Regions from separate parts of the Mus musculus genome. Here region 1 is linked to region 2. A link is a loop called in an ENCODE intact Hi-C map of the cell type or tissue named here. Cell type or tissue: left cerebral cortex. All regions are shown on one strand. Links, peaks and the distances in the headings refer to the core of each region. The heading gives the core; the rest is flanking DNA. Region 1 overlaps Malrd1 (MAM and LDL receptor class A domain containing 1). Region 2 overlaps Malrd1 (MAM and LDL receptor class A domain containing 1).

Evidence for each region. Peaks named below come from ENCODE experiments on the same cell type or tissue, not always from the same donor. Only the 100,000 strongest peaks of a DNase experiment are listed, where the experiment ranks them.
Region 1: a loop joins it to region 2, with 8 times the contacts of the local background. A loop is called at or near these places in 2 of 42 quality-filtered maps.

What each region holds. Positions count from the first base shown.
Region 1 is chr2:16,223,891-16,232,242 of GRCm38, forward strand. All of the region lies in intron 37 of Malrd1 (MAM and LDL receptor class A domain containing 1), which reads left to right. Among named protein-coding and RNA genes, the nearest start is that of Plxdc2, 130 kb to the right of the region's middle. In left cerebral cortex, for the core only: no CTCF peak of the experiment used is centred there; DNase peaks (open chromatin) are centred at 4,342, 4,769, 5,318 and 5,481; H3K27ac peaks cover 855 bases.
Region 2 is chr2:16,158,957-16,167,308 of GRCm38, forward strand. The region is part of intron 35 of Malrd1 (MAM and LDL receptor class A domain containing 1); the gene reads left to right. Among named protein-coding and RNA genes, the nearest start is that of Gm37416, 140 kb to the left of the region's middle. In left cerebral cortex, for the core only: no CTCF peak of the experiment used is centred there; DNase peaks (open chromatin) are centred at 4,464 and 5,304; H3K27ac peaks cover 905 bases.

The DNA of each region.
Region 1 (8,352 bases), core at 89-8,088, 65 kb after region 2:
CTTACTGGCTTGTTTTCATAATAGGTGAAGATGCTATTCACAACACTAATAGGGAATAAAAATATTCAATAGCTCTGACTACCCATGATCCATTTGAATTACAATAACTAACATCCAATTAAGATATGATCCTTGGATGAATAGGCCCATTTTCTGATTTTATTTAAGGCTTGTTCCACAACACCTAATTTTTGTGACAAGATCTCTCACGGTAGTGTCTCATCAATTCAGATAGGCTGGCTATCCAACAAGCACTAGGAATCCATCTATGTTCTATCCATATTTTATGTGGGTATTAGGAACCTGAACTCAGATATTCATGTTGGCATGACAGGCACCTTAACAATTTAGACATGACTCCAAGTCCTCATGAAATTATTAAGAAACCTCTACATCTCTGACCCATAATTGTTCCTGTCTGAAAGAATTACAGGGATGGAAATGGAGAGAAGCCAAAAGAAAAGAAGGTCCAGTGACAGGCCCAAAGTGGGATTCAGCTCAAGGGGAGGCCCCAAGACCTGACACTATTACTGAGGCTATGGAGTGCTCACAAAAAGGGACTTCTCATGACAGCCCTCTGGAAGACCCAACAAGCAGCTGAAAGAGTCAGATGCAAATATTTGAACCCAACCAATGGGCAGAAGCTGCTGACTCCTGTTGTTGAATTAGGGAAGGCTGAAAGAAGCTGAGGAGAAGGGTGATCCTGTAGGAAGACCAGCAGTCTCAAATAATCTGGACCCTTGAGATCTCAAACACTGGACCACCAACCAGGCAGCATACACCAGCTGATATGAGGGCCCCAAACACACATACAGTAGAGGAATGCTGGGTCTGTATTCACTCAGAGATGATGCATCTAACCTTCAAGAGACTGGAGACCCAGGGAGTTTAGAGGTCAGGTGGGGTGGGAGGTAGGGGTATCCATATGGAGACAGGGTGGGGTAGGGAGGAGGTATGGGATGTGGAGCAGATAGAGGGTGGATGGGGGCAGGGAATGGAATATGGAGTGTAAAAAAATAAATTATAAATTAAATTAGATTAAAAAGAAACCTCTATAATATCTAATATTTTATATATTACACTTGTAAAAATAAAAAATTTAGGTATCAACTTACAGAGCATGTTTGCCACACAAGCTTGGGTGCCTAAGCTTGATTCCCAGAACACACATTAAAAACCCCAGTATGGCAGAGAGTCTGTGCAGTCTTAGAGCTGGAGAGCCAAGGCCAACTACACCCTTAAGCTCCTTGTCCAGTCATCCTTGCCCACATGGCAGGTTTGGACTAGTGGCAGAGATAAGCTACTCAATACTAATTGGTTTTGGTATCATGCCAATATGGTCTTTCATCCTGTCAATATTAGTCACTCAAGACACTGTCCTCTACCGTTCTGTTATAGAACTCATTAAATTTTTCATAACAACTATTTCCACATTATAGTCCATGTATTTATGTTCTAGCACATAACATTGCATGCATAAATGGTACCCAACATGTGATAAAAGATAATTGCTTACGCTTTATTACATGATACCACCACTACCACAAAAAGTAAAATAAAATCCTAGGTCCAAAGATATTCCTATAAAATTTCACAAGTTTTTGTTTTTTTTTTTTCCCTAAAGTCATCTGAAATATCTTGACCAAAAAAAAAAAAAATGATTAGGTAAAATAACAATGGCTTACTTGAAAGTAGTGCCAAAATCTAGTGTACACAAAAATTAATTTGAACAAGAAAATATCACCCTCTACAGGTAAACCTTGATTTAAGATTTTTATTAAATTTATAAGGCGAACCTGTGGCACAAGAGACCCTTCAGTAACTTGAAAGAAAATTTTAATTAATTTCTTTTAAAATACAATATGAAGACTCTGTACTCAGACAATGCTGAGGGTAGGAAAATGGTCAAGTTCCTGTTAGAGATTTCATTTCCTGGAGTTTGTTATGGTTTCTATGAACTTTGTAGTATCTACTTAACATTTTGATTGCAGGGGAAAAAAACAGAACTAGCTATCTTAATCAAAATGTAGAATTAATGCAAGATCCAGGGTGTTTGCTGGAGCTCAAGGATAAAAATAAATGAGGTGGAGTATCAACAATACTGGACCAAGTAGAACTTCTCATTACCTTTCAGCCCTGCCTCTTTGTGCTTTCCAGCTTTGTGATTCTCTCTCCAGGTATATTTCTTCTCTCCTCTATGCAGTAGAAGATGAATGCTATTTATTTGTTTTTCCCCCAAACATATAAAGAGATGACATCTTTCTCTTCTGGGACAAAGTAAACTTTCCAAATTAAAACCTTGTGATTACCATCTTGAGTCACTCTCCTATATCTGGTCAAATCACATATGGGTGAGATTTGGGACATGCCAATAACATATATACTATACTGACTGGTTTTCTGTGTCAACTTGACACAGCTGGAGTTATCACAGAGAAAGGAGCCTCCCTTGAGGAAATGCCTCCATGAGATCCAGCTGTAAGGCATTTTCTCAATTAGTGATCAACGGGCAGGGCCTATTGTGGGTGGTGCCACCCCTGGGCTGATAGTCCTCTGTTCTCTGAGAAAGCAAGCTGAGCAAGCCAATAAGAAACATCCCTCCATGGCCTCTGCATCAGCTCCTGCTTTCTGACCTACCTGAGTTCCAGTCCTGACTTTCTTTGGTGATGAACAGCAGTATGTAAGTGTAAGCTGAATAAACCCTTCCCTCCCCAACTTGTTTCTTGGTCATGATGTTTGTGCAGGAATAGAAACCCTGACTGAGACATACACTTTCCACACAGAGCAGCCAAGGTCCAATGGTAGTGGGATTGGTCAAGATAGTAGTCACCAGGACTTCAATAATAGTTTGTACAGCAGAGCTGTCTCAGCAGGTAAAATTATTTGCCCCAGAAACTTGATAACTTGAATTTGATGCCCAGTTACATGCTGGTAGGAGAGAATTGTCTCCTGAAATAATTAAAAAGTGGTTCACAATAAGAGAAAATAGATACCAGTATCAAATTTGTAGCAATAGATCAAGATAAAAAGGCACAAGTATGTAATAGGTTATTGGCTCTTTCTTTAGCTATAGCCAGATAATACCCACTCTTTTTCTATTTTAGACTGTATCACCTTTACTTGGGAAAATCTGGTAAAAATCTAATAATAGTTATCTCAGAGCACATAACTCAGAAATACTGTGCAAATTTAATAAACAAAGAAAATTTGAAAGTAAACTTATCTCATTTATTTATAGGTGAAAATAAATAAATCTATGAAAGTTGTTAAAAAGTTTAGATATGAAATATTTCTAAAAATTTTACAGGATTTTAATTAGCTAAAACGTAAAGCTTATTATCCCAGATCAAAGTGCAGTAGATTCCCATGAGACCATTCTGTCTTCCTCGAAGATGGCTGCCAATGCCCTGTGTCCTCAGATGGCTGGTATTAGAAAGTCAAGTATCTCTTCTTCTTCTAAGAAGGTCCTAATCACTTAATTTAAGGAGGTTCCATTATAAGGACCTCACATAAGCCTAATTATTTCCCAATCCCCTCTTTTTTAAAGGCAACAGCTTCAGCATGTAAATTAGAGGGCTTGAAACATTCAGCATATAACACCATGTGCAACAACAGAAGAACTGCTGGGTAGGAATGTGATCTTAGACGAATCTCATAACTCAAATGCAGAAGTATTCATTGAAAGTTCTCAGGGCTGGAGAGATGCTCTACCATTAAGAGGACTTGTTTGATGCTGTTGAATGTAATGATAGAATATAGGTCCAAATCCAAGAAGAGAATTCTGTCAGTTTACATTTCATATAACCAAAGAAGCAGGAACACTCAGGAACCCCTTCCCTGGACCAGCTATGTTTGTAGTTAGCCCACTAATGATACTGACAGTTCTTTGAGATTCTTGCATAAGTGGCACAGGTTATAAAATAAATATCTATCCCTGTTATATTAAACTTTCTTTGCCATACCTGTTCCCAGCACAAACACTTTGTATCCTAATGTGAATTTTTGAATGAAGAAATTCAGCTGACATTCAAGCCTGAGATTACCAGATAGGCCTAACCTGGACCCAGAAATAAATATTTATTCTGAGCAAAACCAAAAACTCACTTATTCTCTGCCTCAAGTCATTCAGTACCTTTGGTAGCTATAGTCTCATGTGAGTCTGTGCAGGTCCCATGAATGAGTTATCCTTAGCCACCAGAATGCCACAGGTACAATGGGCACGGTTATAATTCTTGGGAAACCTTTTCTCTCTTGAACAGTTCACAATTGCATTCACTCATAAGAAACAAAGGCCATTTCCACATTCTGAAGTCATGGGGGGAAAACCTGACAAACCTCTGGCATCTGTGCCTGTCTTGGTCATTCTCAAATAAGCCTATTCAAACTTAGCTTTCCAATGGAGAACAGGGTTTAGGAAAACATGATTGGGCTATAAATGAACTCTTTTAGTTCCCCCTTTCTCTTTGCTTCTCCCTATTTAAAGAGATAGTTAAGCATTCTGTTCCTTAATTCTAACTTTAGCTTTCTTTCTTGTACAATGGAAGAAAAGATGTAATATAAATGTCCCTAAAGAAAGAAAACATGTTCTCCCAGCTTATAAAATGTTCTTGTCTTCTACCCAATTTAAGGAGAGAAGTGTGTGTGGGGGGGTACCAAAGGCGAGTCTTCATAATGGTACAATCTTGGGAGCTGGCAATCCAATTGCATGCATGAAGAGGGCTATAAAGAGGAGGTAACATTTGTGTTCAGCTCTGAAGGAAGATAAAATCTTGTTGAGTTAAAAAAGAAGACAAGAAAATATAGAAAGTTGTGGGATCCAAAATGGCACAACAGGTTGTAGCATGTGGGAAGGTAACTGAATAAATTACTCTTTAAAATGTATGTGGTAGAGGCATTAAAGGGTTTGAACACCTACTAAAGAGAATTCAATTTAATATGATTTTTAGAAGGAAAGAAGAAATACTATCTTCTGTTTCTTCTAAGAGGTCTACTTTCCAGTCCCAAATGGGGTAGATTTGTTGTTATTTTGTCTTTTTTGGGTTTTGTTTTTTGTTTTGTTTTGTTTTTTATCTAGAGACCAACCCCTGTAGATTTCACTAAGGAATGCCTGTCACCTGCAATTACATTGTGAGGGGTTAATTGATGGCATTTGAGGGGAGGCCAGAGAGAGGAAGGTTAGATATTTATAGTCTGATAAGTCTATAGGTAGATCCCCCACCCCCAGTATACGATGACTGCTGTGTCTGATTTCCAATAGTACATTATTCGTTCTCCCTCTTGCTTCAGTGGTGATAGCCTAGTGTTCCCAGCTCAGAACCCTGCACCATTCCTCACAGTTTCTTTTTATTTTGGGGGCCACATCATTGTGTAGGCAACGTTTTACCAAGCAAATTTATTTTTCCAATTTGAGTATGGCAGCCAGGAAATATAATTCAGGAAACTGTATTAAGTAAATAAATGCCAAGATCATGTCTGTGTTTTTAAAAGAACAACGAAAGAACAGTGTAAGAATAGATTGTGAGAGCTTAAGAAGAGGGCTGGTGAAGTTCAGAGGGTTTATTTAACACAGGGAGTGTGGACAGATAAGAATGAGAGCAGATTGCAGATGATAAGCCTTAATAGATAGCATGGCTAACAGTGTTGAGACCATTCCCAAATCAGGAAGAAGGCAAGCTGGGCAATAGAGAAAGAAACTATTTTGATATTTGACATTTTCTTATATGTCAAATGATGAAACTGGACTATCTTATCATGTATAAAATATCCTCAAAATGTAGGCTACAGTTGCATGATTTTTACATTTTTTTTCTAAAGGAGTTAATATTATTATTTTTATTTAGTTATCTCCTGAGAAATACAACTTATAAGATCATAGATTTGATATTCATCTTACAACATTTTCTAGTATACTTTAGTATAAAGTAAAATCATGTAGTTATAATGTTCGTGTTGCTTAAATTAACCTTTCATATAACTGGTGTTACAACAGTGACAAAGTGGGAAATTATAAATTAAATCATTTTAAACTTCTCTTCTCACTTTGAAATAGCCTGGCTTAAATCAGATATTAAGCTTAGCTCTTTGGGGGGCCTAAGTATTCCCTAGTTGACATTTAGCTGCATTAAGCCTCTCAACTCTTGAAGTGCCTTTCATTTGACTGAGTATTGTCCTACTTTTAACTTTACTGTGTGAGTTCCTAAAAGAGGTATGCTATGTTGAAAAAAAAAAAAAAAAAGCAATCCAAGTTACAAATTAGGGTTAGTTAAGATACCTGGAAATTTTCCCTGTGTGGCCTAAATTTTGTTCTTAATTAGATGACACTTACAAACATCTAGGACTCAATTGTTTTAGTCTGTTTCCTGACAAAGCTTTGGGCAGAAAAAGCAGTAAAATAATTTTTGGATGCCTTGTATCTTGCTTACAAAATACAAATATTTATGGAAAATTGTTAGGGTAATTTTAAAATACAAATAAAAATAAAAAAAAGTAGAACATAAAGATTTGCCACAAAACAAAACAAAACAAATCAGAAACCAAAATATCAACAGCTGCATCAATAACCACAAAAACAATTAAGTCTTGTGACCTGGGCTCTATAAGTAAGGCCAAGGCATAGGATGGGTGGTGACCATGGAGTACTTACTGATCAAGTGCAGACATAATAGTTTTCCTGAAGCCTGGGGCAAAAAAAAAAAAAAAATTCAGAAATCTTCCATTTAATACTTTTTTCACTGTAAAAATAAAACATGAAAAGTGAACACATTTCGCAAGGCCAAATTCAAAAGTGGTAACCTCTGCCATCATTCTCAACGTACCATGGGATAAAGAAACCACTGCCCTCAAGTATGATTTTATTTGGTTCATTGACTTCTTTCTATTTCTACTGTAACCAATCCCAACCATCATAATAGTTTAATCTTCCACATACCAATATTTATACCTCTAGCAATTGGCAAGAGGATTCATCCCATCAAATGTATATTAGGTCTAATTTTTATCCTGTTTCTCCTTGGCTAATGAAGACCAGATTTTATATTATAAATGGTGCACTTTCTCTAAAATTTAACCATCTAATAACTCCAGCAGATGATTGAAAAGGCCTTGATATCCTTGTGTTCCTGAAGAATTTTCTTTAACCTTGACTGACTTTCATTCTATTGTATGGAAGCCAAAATAACACCTAAAGGACTTCCAGATGATGTTTACCTCTGTGGCCTTTGACCAAGCCATTCCTGTGGTCAGTGGTGAGCTTCAAGTTAAATTCTCAATTAGAATTGTAACTGCTAGAATTTTAATGAAGAAAGTTTTAAAAATAGAAGTACAAAACATTCATAATCTATGAAAAGAACTGAGCAATAATTGGCATTTTAGGAAGACAGAAAATCAGCTGAATGTTTTGGTATGAGTAATATAGTTCTCACACTTAACTATTTAATTCAGAAAGTCACATATGTGACAGATTTTGCCCTGAGGTTACACTGGCATCTGACAACTTAATTACTACTCTTATTTATAAAAATAATATCATTCCTTTTTTATTTTCCTCAAATCAAAAGGTCATTTGTAAAACATTTTATGATGAAGTCTTTTCATGAGTATAAGATAAATTTATAAAACAAAATAGAAATTTTACATTATTTCAAAATGACCTTATATTTTTACTCCCTATCTCACATTTGTTTAAACAATTTTCCAATCATTTAAGATATTATTTGACCAGATATAACCATTCTGATACCAGCATAGAATAATCTAAGCTTTATAGTGTATACTCATATTAGTATATTATTAATATCTACAATTTTTATTATTACTTCTTATGGGAACTAAAAGTGGTAGGAGGAAAGAGGGGGAGAGAGGATAGCCCACATCTGGCCAGAGTTCCTCCTGTGCTCTGGGCAGGTGGACATGGGAGGGCTGCCAGATGCTTTCCAGTAAGCCCCGGGTGGACATCTAAGCCACTGACCCCACTTGATGGGGGAAGGGGAGTAGACAAGGGGCAGCCCCCAAAACAGGGGGCCCCTGAGCAATTGGGGTTATGGGAGAGAGGGCTGAGGGAGAGAGGTTCCCACACAGACAAGAATCTGCACAGCAGGGCTTGATGAGCAGAGACTGTCTATGGTTTTAGAGCTTTATTGTAGAAAAGCTGGGAGAAAGGGAGAAGGTAAATGAGAGAGAGACCACCCTTCCAGTCTGCACCAGCACCAGGTCACCTTGGGCACTGAATTGGCTGACACCCCCACAGTCCCCAGAGGACTCTCCACGAGCTCTTAGGATCACTGGTGAGTGGAACACAACATCTGTTCCAATCCAATTGTGCAGGACCTGAGACAGCAGAAGGAAAGCAGAAAA
Region 2 (8,352 bases), core at 111-8,110:
TGTGTGTGTGTGTGTATGTGTATATGTATATGTATTTGGGGTATTATTATGAAAATTACATATAAGAGTTTTGACATGCCTATGAATGTATGATATAATCTTTATATATGCCTATAGGATAGATAAAATTATATCTAATTTGGGTGTCAAAGAAATTGAGACAGTGATAATATAGTAGAACCGCTTCTGCTGCTAAGAGGGTTTGCTGCCTTTCCAGTAAACTTAGGTTGATTTCCTAGGATCCACAGGCATATGGTATAAAACATGCTGACCGATAAAACACTCATATTCATAAAATAGCATTATATCTTTAAATTTTTATGGTACATTAAATACTTTTTCCTGAAACAAAAAACAACCAACCAATCATTGGCTTTAATGTCATTATTATTCATATTCAAACCTAGGTCTTCGAGGCAGAGTCTATGAGTATAACGTTTTAACTCTGTGGTCTCTTGTCTCTTTGGAGTTTGACTCTGTGGCCTCTAATTCTAGAACTGCAAGGTCCTGTGAGTGTAGTTTTTATCTAATTTCTAAAACAAGCTAAGACTTACTGTTTTCAATTGTGTGCTGCTCTTGAACAGAAAGAGCACTTCCACTTCTGTAGGCTTGCATTTGACTTTACTAGTTAAGAATATTCTGAAGTTTGTTCTAGCTCCATGGTTGCTGTTCTAATCAGTTAGTGAATTGTCTATCTACAATTGTCTTAATTATCTCCATAGCGACACAGTATATTTCTTTAAAAGTTGACATACTGAACAAGTCAACAAAATATAAGACCATTGCCTCTCTTGTTATTTTTTGAAGCTCAGTGTTCATGTGCTTAAAGATTAAATATATGATCATAGCTACAGGAAAGTGCTGTACATGAAAACAACTGGATTCTCCAGAGGTCTATTTGGAGAAGCCCATGTAAGATTGGGTGCCATGTTGTTGAACTTTTCTTTCCCCAATTTCAATAAATGGAAAAGATGGCATTATAAAGAAATAAAAATTACCAAGTTAACCAAAAGTGGGAGTCAAAGATGCCCTCTCTCAATTTGCTTCATCTTCTATCTCAAAACTTGGAAAACATCGTGACTGTCATTAAAATATATTATATTCTTGAACAAATTAAGAGAGTGGATGAAAGTGTTATCATCATAAATGTGGTATCCATGTTAGGTAATGTATATATGAAATAGGTGGATTTTGTCACTTGACAATGTACACATACATAAAAATATCATGTTCCACACACCAAATGCACACAATCTTTTCCTTCAACTTAAAGATTAATATTTGATGGGTTTTTGCAAAACTGTAATAAATTACTATCTTTCAGGCATTTAGATTATATTAACTGAAGAGATTTTACCCAAAGGGGCAAACAAGAAGGACATAGGTGCTAAACATGTCGACAATAAAAAGGCCACAAATATTTTGCAGATGTAGATAGCTGACGCAAATTAAATAGAATGAGAAAAGAGTTTGTCATTGTAGCTAGACACAAGATAAATGAACCAGATTGGACTGTGTTGGGGACTAGTCCTATTGCTTTGATTCGATAGGGAATATGCGTGTCCAAAAGCTAAGGGTCCTTGTCCCCAGTTGGTTTTTGATTAACCAAGAATGATGCCAGTAGCTAATGGTTGGGCAGAGGGAGATAGAGTTGCACGGGTTTGGAACTGGGAAAAAGAAGACAGAGTATCACCATGATGCAGTGGGAGACAGATCAGATTTAGAGCTGCAGGAGAGAGCCAACAAGCCATTTAAGAATTTGGGTGAATGGCCACTGGCTACTTCCCCAATTGGGCCTGGAGTGGTAGTACAGGATTAGAACTGCCCATCCATCATTTAGCTAGTTGGCATATTAAAAATAAGCTTGTGTGTGTGTGTGTTTCATTCGTAGATCCAAGGAGCTGCTAGGCAGGTGGCTGGAGGAACACGACTTCCCAGCAGCATAAAGCTGAGTAGCCAAACCCCACACAGTAGGACAGATTTTCAAAAATAATGTTAATAATTGAACCAGAAAACTGTGGAAGAGTCTACTCAGAAACAGGAACACTATCCTAATACATTATTCAAAGCTGATAAACAACAGCACAACTAACCACACAAAGTTGAAAAATGCAAACAAAGGAACTTTTAGGGATTACTTCAAAAATAGATGGGAAAAAGTGTGCAAACCACTGTCCAACACAATCAATATTCAGTTCCCTACAACAGTGGGTTATAGAAAATCAGCTCATCCATCTTATCAAATCCCACTAGCACTCTGTGTATGCAATCATGTCTTAAACAAAGGAAAGACTTAAATGCTTACCTGGAAATTTGATCATAAACTTATAGGCTACTTCGATATTAGTAAAGACACTTATGAACTCAGAGCTTTCCAATCAATACTATGAACCTGAAATGGAATAGATAAATAATTTTTGGAACAAAATCATCTACTTCTAGGCAATATAAGTTCATGAAACTAGCATAAAAAGTAAAATTTCAAGTGGATGGTTAGGAATAATTTGAACAGTCTATGAATTAGTTAGGAAAAATGTTTACTAAATAATAAATTAACTTTAAATCTGTATAAAAATTGTTTTTAATTATTTCAGACACCATGCATATGAATAGCTTTTCCATTTTTCACAGGTATACAGAGGGAAACAAAAACTTTTAGGTAAATAATGAAAGTGTTTGTAAAATTTTAAATGTATCTGCTTCAAAGCAGGTGTAAGAGCCATGAGCAGCTATAAGTATCTGCCCTATCACTTCTCAGCCTTTAGGCTAAGATTAAATGAAGAATCTGCCCTAAATAGTAACTCTTGAAGAAAATTAGTAAAAGACACTAGGAACAGAATTTAACAGTAAAATTTTACCAGCCAAGAATAATGTATCTTATCTAAAAAGCTATAATCCACATATTACTTTTTCCAAGCAACAAAAAAATAATACATAGAAATGAAAAATCACAATGAAAAAATATATAAATGGCTAATATATGTCAGAAAGCAGTTCATCCTGTATTAAAAAGTTAGTAAAGGAAACTACTCAACTGCTATTTTTTTTTGTGCTATTGAAATAAAGCACACAAAAACCAATGTAGTGATAGCCACCATTAATCAGAATATATCCACACTAGCCTTTGTATATAAAGCTTCTGGGCGTGAAACTTTTAAATATCCTTCAGAAACTGAATACACATTAGTAAGAAAAACAGATATTTTTGGAAAGACAAAGTGCTTTAAACAATGTGAAAGTTTAAGGTAAAGTATGTACTAACTTAACAAACTCAATCCTAGAATTAAAACTAATATATCTCATATATATATATATAATGTATGTATGTGTGTGTTTATGTATATATACATATATGTATGTGTATATATGTACATATATGTATATATATATGTATGTATATATATATATATATATATATATATACACTGTTTATTTATACTACAATAGAGACCACCCTGTCAATTTTCCCCCTATTAATTTATAGGAGCCCGCTGAAAACAGACATTAAGTGTTTAGTGTGGTATATTGAAAAACTATGTAACATTTTAAATAGAAAATACAATACTTGACATAGAAAAGTTTCAATATTATTAGAGCAAATATACAAGCTTAAATGGGAAATTTATTAAGGCCCTATTTCTTAAAGGAGAAAGCATTTGACTGTATATATGGCTGTGACACATACTGAACTATAAGGAACAGTTGGTGATCTCAAAAGATCACCTTAATTTGTCACTTAGTTGCTTTAGTGAGGCAGAGAGACTGCACATTTTAAGTTTTACAATTTTATTTTAACAGGCTCTGGTTTTATCACTTTAAAAAGTAACTTTTCAAGCCAGATTTTCAATACTGCTTACAACACACACACACACACACACACACACACACACACACACACACACACCACATACATCAGCTGAAGCAGAATCAACTGGCTGCTTTTAATGTGTTCTCCCAAGATGGACCTGTCCCTCAGCTTTCTCCCTGTTGTCAGAGAGCATTACATACTTTCTATCCCAGGCCCTGCAAGCCAATCACGACCTGTTTTAAGAATGCTGCTGATGTTAAACAAGAGTCTGTTCTAAGCCCACCAAACATCCTCCCTGTCTCACTCCAGACCTGGGATCTGGTTATATCCTATGTACCAGTAATCACGAACATAAGAGCGTAATTAATCCTCATATCCTTTCTGTATGCCCTTCTCCAGACTCACTGTGTGCTTGTAGTAGTCTCGGCACTTAAATTACATCCAGGTTTTCTATGCCAGGGCCGTGATTATTTTGGTACTTTTGTGTCTGTTCCTCCTGCATGACCTTTCACCTTTCAGGGAAGACATTCTCTGAGGAAAGATATGGCACAGATTGCACTCACTGGTCATGGCTGAGTGGGATTTGTGATCTAGCTGATTTCCAAGTTTTCTGCTATGATCTGGGAGTTGAGTAGATATTTCTGTCTTCTGAGAAGAAAAGAGGTAGGTTATTTCTAGAGCAGTGTCTACTGCCAAATGGCTTGCTTTAAAAGTCAGAACAAGAGATAGCTGTTCATAGTGGAGGAATCAGAGTTCGTACAGCTCCTTCATCCACGCTCAGGCAGCTGCATAGGAAGTGGTTCATCATAGTCAGTGCAGCTCTTACACGTTCTCTGAGCATGAGCACAAGGATGCTTTTATGGGTGCATTTGATTGATAATGGCATCTTTCCTTTCAGTGCTGTGATGTGAGTGTGGATGTCTGTGCATGCCTGTGTGAGTGTGTGTATGTATGCATGCATATGCCTGTTTGAGTGTATGCACACATGTGTGTGTTTGTATATATGTACGTATACCTGTGTGTATATGTGTGTAAGAGTATGTGTATGTGCCTGTGTGAGTGTGTGTGTGTGCATGTCTGTGTGAGTGTGTGTGCGTGCCTGTGTATACATGTGTGTATGTGAATGTGTCTGTGTATGTATGTGTGTAGGTGTGTATGTGCCTGTGTGAGTGTGTATGTGTGCCTGTATATATGTGTGTGTGTGTGTATGTGCCTGTGTGAGTATGTATGTATGTACATGTTTATGTGCCTATGTGAGTGTATGTGTTTATGCAAGCATGTATCTGTTTGTATGTATATATGCCTATGTGTGTGAATATGTGTATGTGCCTGTGTGGGTATGTGTGTGTTTATGTATGTAACCAGGCGCTCTAGTGCATGGAACTGGGGAGAAAGCCCAATGAAGGTAGTAAAAGACCTGACTGTCTATGAATCTAACAAAACTCACTACAGTGAATTTCACAATTTTCCAAAACAGGCTTCCTCATAGCTATGGGATGGCAGGCCATCCTACACTTTCCTGATCCTACACACAGCTTTTCTTCCTGTTCAGCCAGCATGAATTTAGCTATGTTACAGTGGAGTCCTTTGTGTGTACTATTGCTAGGTGGTTGAGCTTAGCCTTAGAAGAAAATCCTAGCAAATGAGGTAAAACTTTTTTTTATTACGTATTTTCCTCAATTACATTTCCAATGCTATCCCAAAAGTCCCCCCCACCCTGCCCCCCCCCACTCCCCTACCCACCCATTCCCATTTTTTGGCCCTGGCGTTCCCCTGTACTGGGGCATATAAAGTTTGCCTGTCCAATGGGCCTCTCTTTCCAGTGATGGCATACTAGGCCATCTTTTGATACATATGCAGCTAGAGTCAAGAGCTCCGGGGTACTGGTTAGTTCATAATGTTGACCTACAGGGTTGCAGATCCCTTTAGCTCCTTGGGTAGTTTCTCTAGCTCCTCCATTGGGGGCTGTGTGATCCATCCAATAGCTGACTGTGATCATCCATTTCTGTGTTTGCTAGGCCCCGGCATAGTCTCACAGAGACAGCTATATCTGGGTCCTTTCAGCAAAATCTTGCTAGTATATGCAATGGTGTCATCATTTGGAGGATAATTATGGGATGGATCCCTGAATATGGCAGTCTATACATGGTCCATCCTTTTGTCTCAGCTCCAAACTTTGTCTCTGTAACTCCTTCCATGGGTGATTGTTTCCAATTCTAAGAAGGGGCAAAGTGTCCACACTTTGGTCTTCCTTCTTCAGTTTCATGTGTTTTGCAAATTGTACCTTATATCTCGCTATACTAAGTTTCTGGGCTAATATCCACTTATCAGTGAGTACATATCATTTGAGTTCTTTTGTGATTGTGTTACCTCACTCAGGATGATGCCCTCCAGGTCCAACCATTTGCCTAGGAATTTCATAAATTCATTCTTTTTAATAGCTGAGTAGTACTCCATTGTGTAAATGTACCACATTTTTTGTATCCATTCCTCTGTTGAGGGGCATCTGGGTTCTTTCCAGCTTCTGGCTATTATAAATAAGGCTGCTATGAACATAGTGGAGCATGTGTCCTTCTTACCAGTTGGGACATCTTCTGGATATATGCCCAGGAGAGGTATTGCGGGATCTTCCGGTAGTACTATGTCCAATTTTCTGAGGAATCACCAGACTGATTTCCAGAGTGGTTGTACAAGCTTGCAATCCCACCAACAATGGAGGAGTGTTCCTCTTTCTCCACATCCTCGCCAGCATCTGCTGTCACCTGAATTTTTGATCTTAGCCATTCTGACTGGTGTGAGATGGAATCTCAGGGTTATTTTGATTTGCATTTCTCTGATGATTAAGGAGAGGTAAAATGTTTTGAACTTACCATCTGAACAGTAAAATGTTGACAGACAAAACTAATTCAATGCACTTTAATTGTGAAACTCCTCTGGGAATCTTCTTAGCACCTGAAAGTACTGGTCTGTGTTTATCATTGCACTAAATTTGTCATCTTCTATCTGCAAACTCTGAGATTGAGGACATTCCCTCTGTATTCTATCAGAGATCTATTTTTCTGATTTTCACTAGCAGAATAGAGGAGAGAGTGTGACTAGTATACACCCTAGAGCTTAAGGTGAAATAATAACTAATTAATAGTCTAAATTTCAATCTATGTTTAAATGAGCATACTCCTTGGCATAAAATTTCACACACAAAAAGTATAAAAAAACAGGTCTTGAATTTATCATCTGGAACCACAAAATTAAAACACACAGTTGATCACTTCCTAGAAAAGTTCTCATTTTGATGTCAATAAAAATTGGCATTAATCCTTTCTGAGTGGACACAGAGAAATCTAACGTCCATTGTTCTAGTGTCAGAATAAAGATTTGTTTAGCTCAAATAGACTCCAATAATAGAAAATGAAGCTTTACATAACAATGTGCATGTCCATTTGTTGGAATTTAAAATGATGCTTTAAGACCTTTTTCCATAAGCATGTAATTTGCAATAATGATCTCTTTGGTATTGGTTATATATTTCACTGTGCTGAAGGAATATGTTATAGATATAAAAAGAGATGTGTTGATAAATGAGAGGAACATACTATTTCTGCCATTCATAGTTTACCTGAATAAATCACCATAACATACACACACACACACACACACACACACACACACACACAGAGAGAGAAAGAGAGAGAGAGGGGGGGAGAGGGAGAGAGCGAGAGAGGAGTACTTATTCTCCTTTTTGTAATAAAAAAATCACAATATTGGCCTGTAGTCTTTCACTGATGCTCTGTGTGTGAAGCACAGTGAGATACACAGAAGAATGAGGGCACTTGGGGTTAGAGCCTGCTTCAGCAGCATTTGATAATCATATAGTAAGGGCAGGCAATGACCTACAGGATGAGAATTTATACAAAATACCTCAAATCACAGTATGTTCCAGAAACAACTTGTTAATTAGGTAAAGCTAAACAGAGCAAAAGGTACACTGAGCCTTCTAGAGAGGGGTAGCTTAGAAAACTAAATGGAAAAGGTGAGGGAGGAGCTTGGCTATGCAGTCCTCTAGGAACTGGGGCTGGAATCAGGTCAGCCAATGCTCTGAAGAACATGCTGGAAGAAGCAGGAAAGGTGAACTTGATAGAGGCAGACGTACAGTGTGGACCTCTGGCCTCCATGCACAGATGCACACACACATGAACAAATATGCTTACACATAAGCTGTATGTGCTATTTAGATTTCTGTTTTGCTTTTGATTGTTATTGTTTGCTTGGTGTGTGTATGTGTGTGTGTACATGCATGTGCATCTGTGTGTGTGAGAGACAGAGACACAGAGATACTGAGACAGATAGACAGGAAGAGACAAAGAGAGACACACAGCAAGAAAGAGACAGAGAGAGGGAGGGTTGTTAGGGTCACATTTACCACAAAGCACATGTGGAGATCAGCAGACAAGTCCCTGAAATCTTTTCTTTTTTCACCATTAATTAGCTTCTGGGGATCAAACTTAGGTCATCATGCTTATGCAGCAAATATTTTTACCCACTGG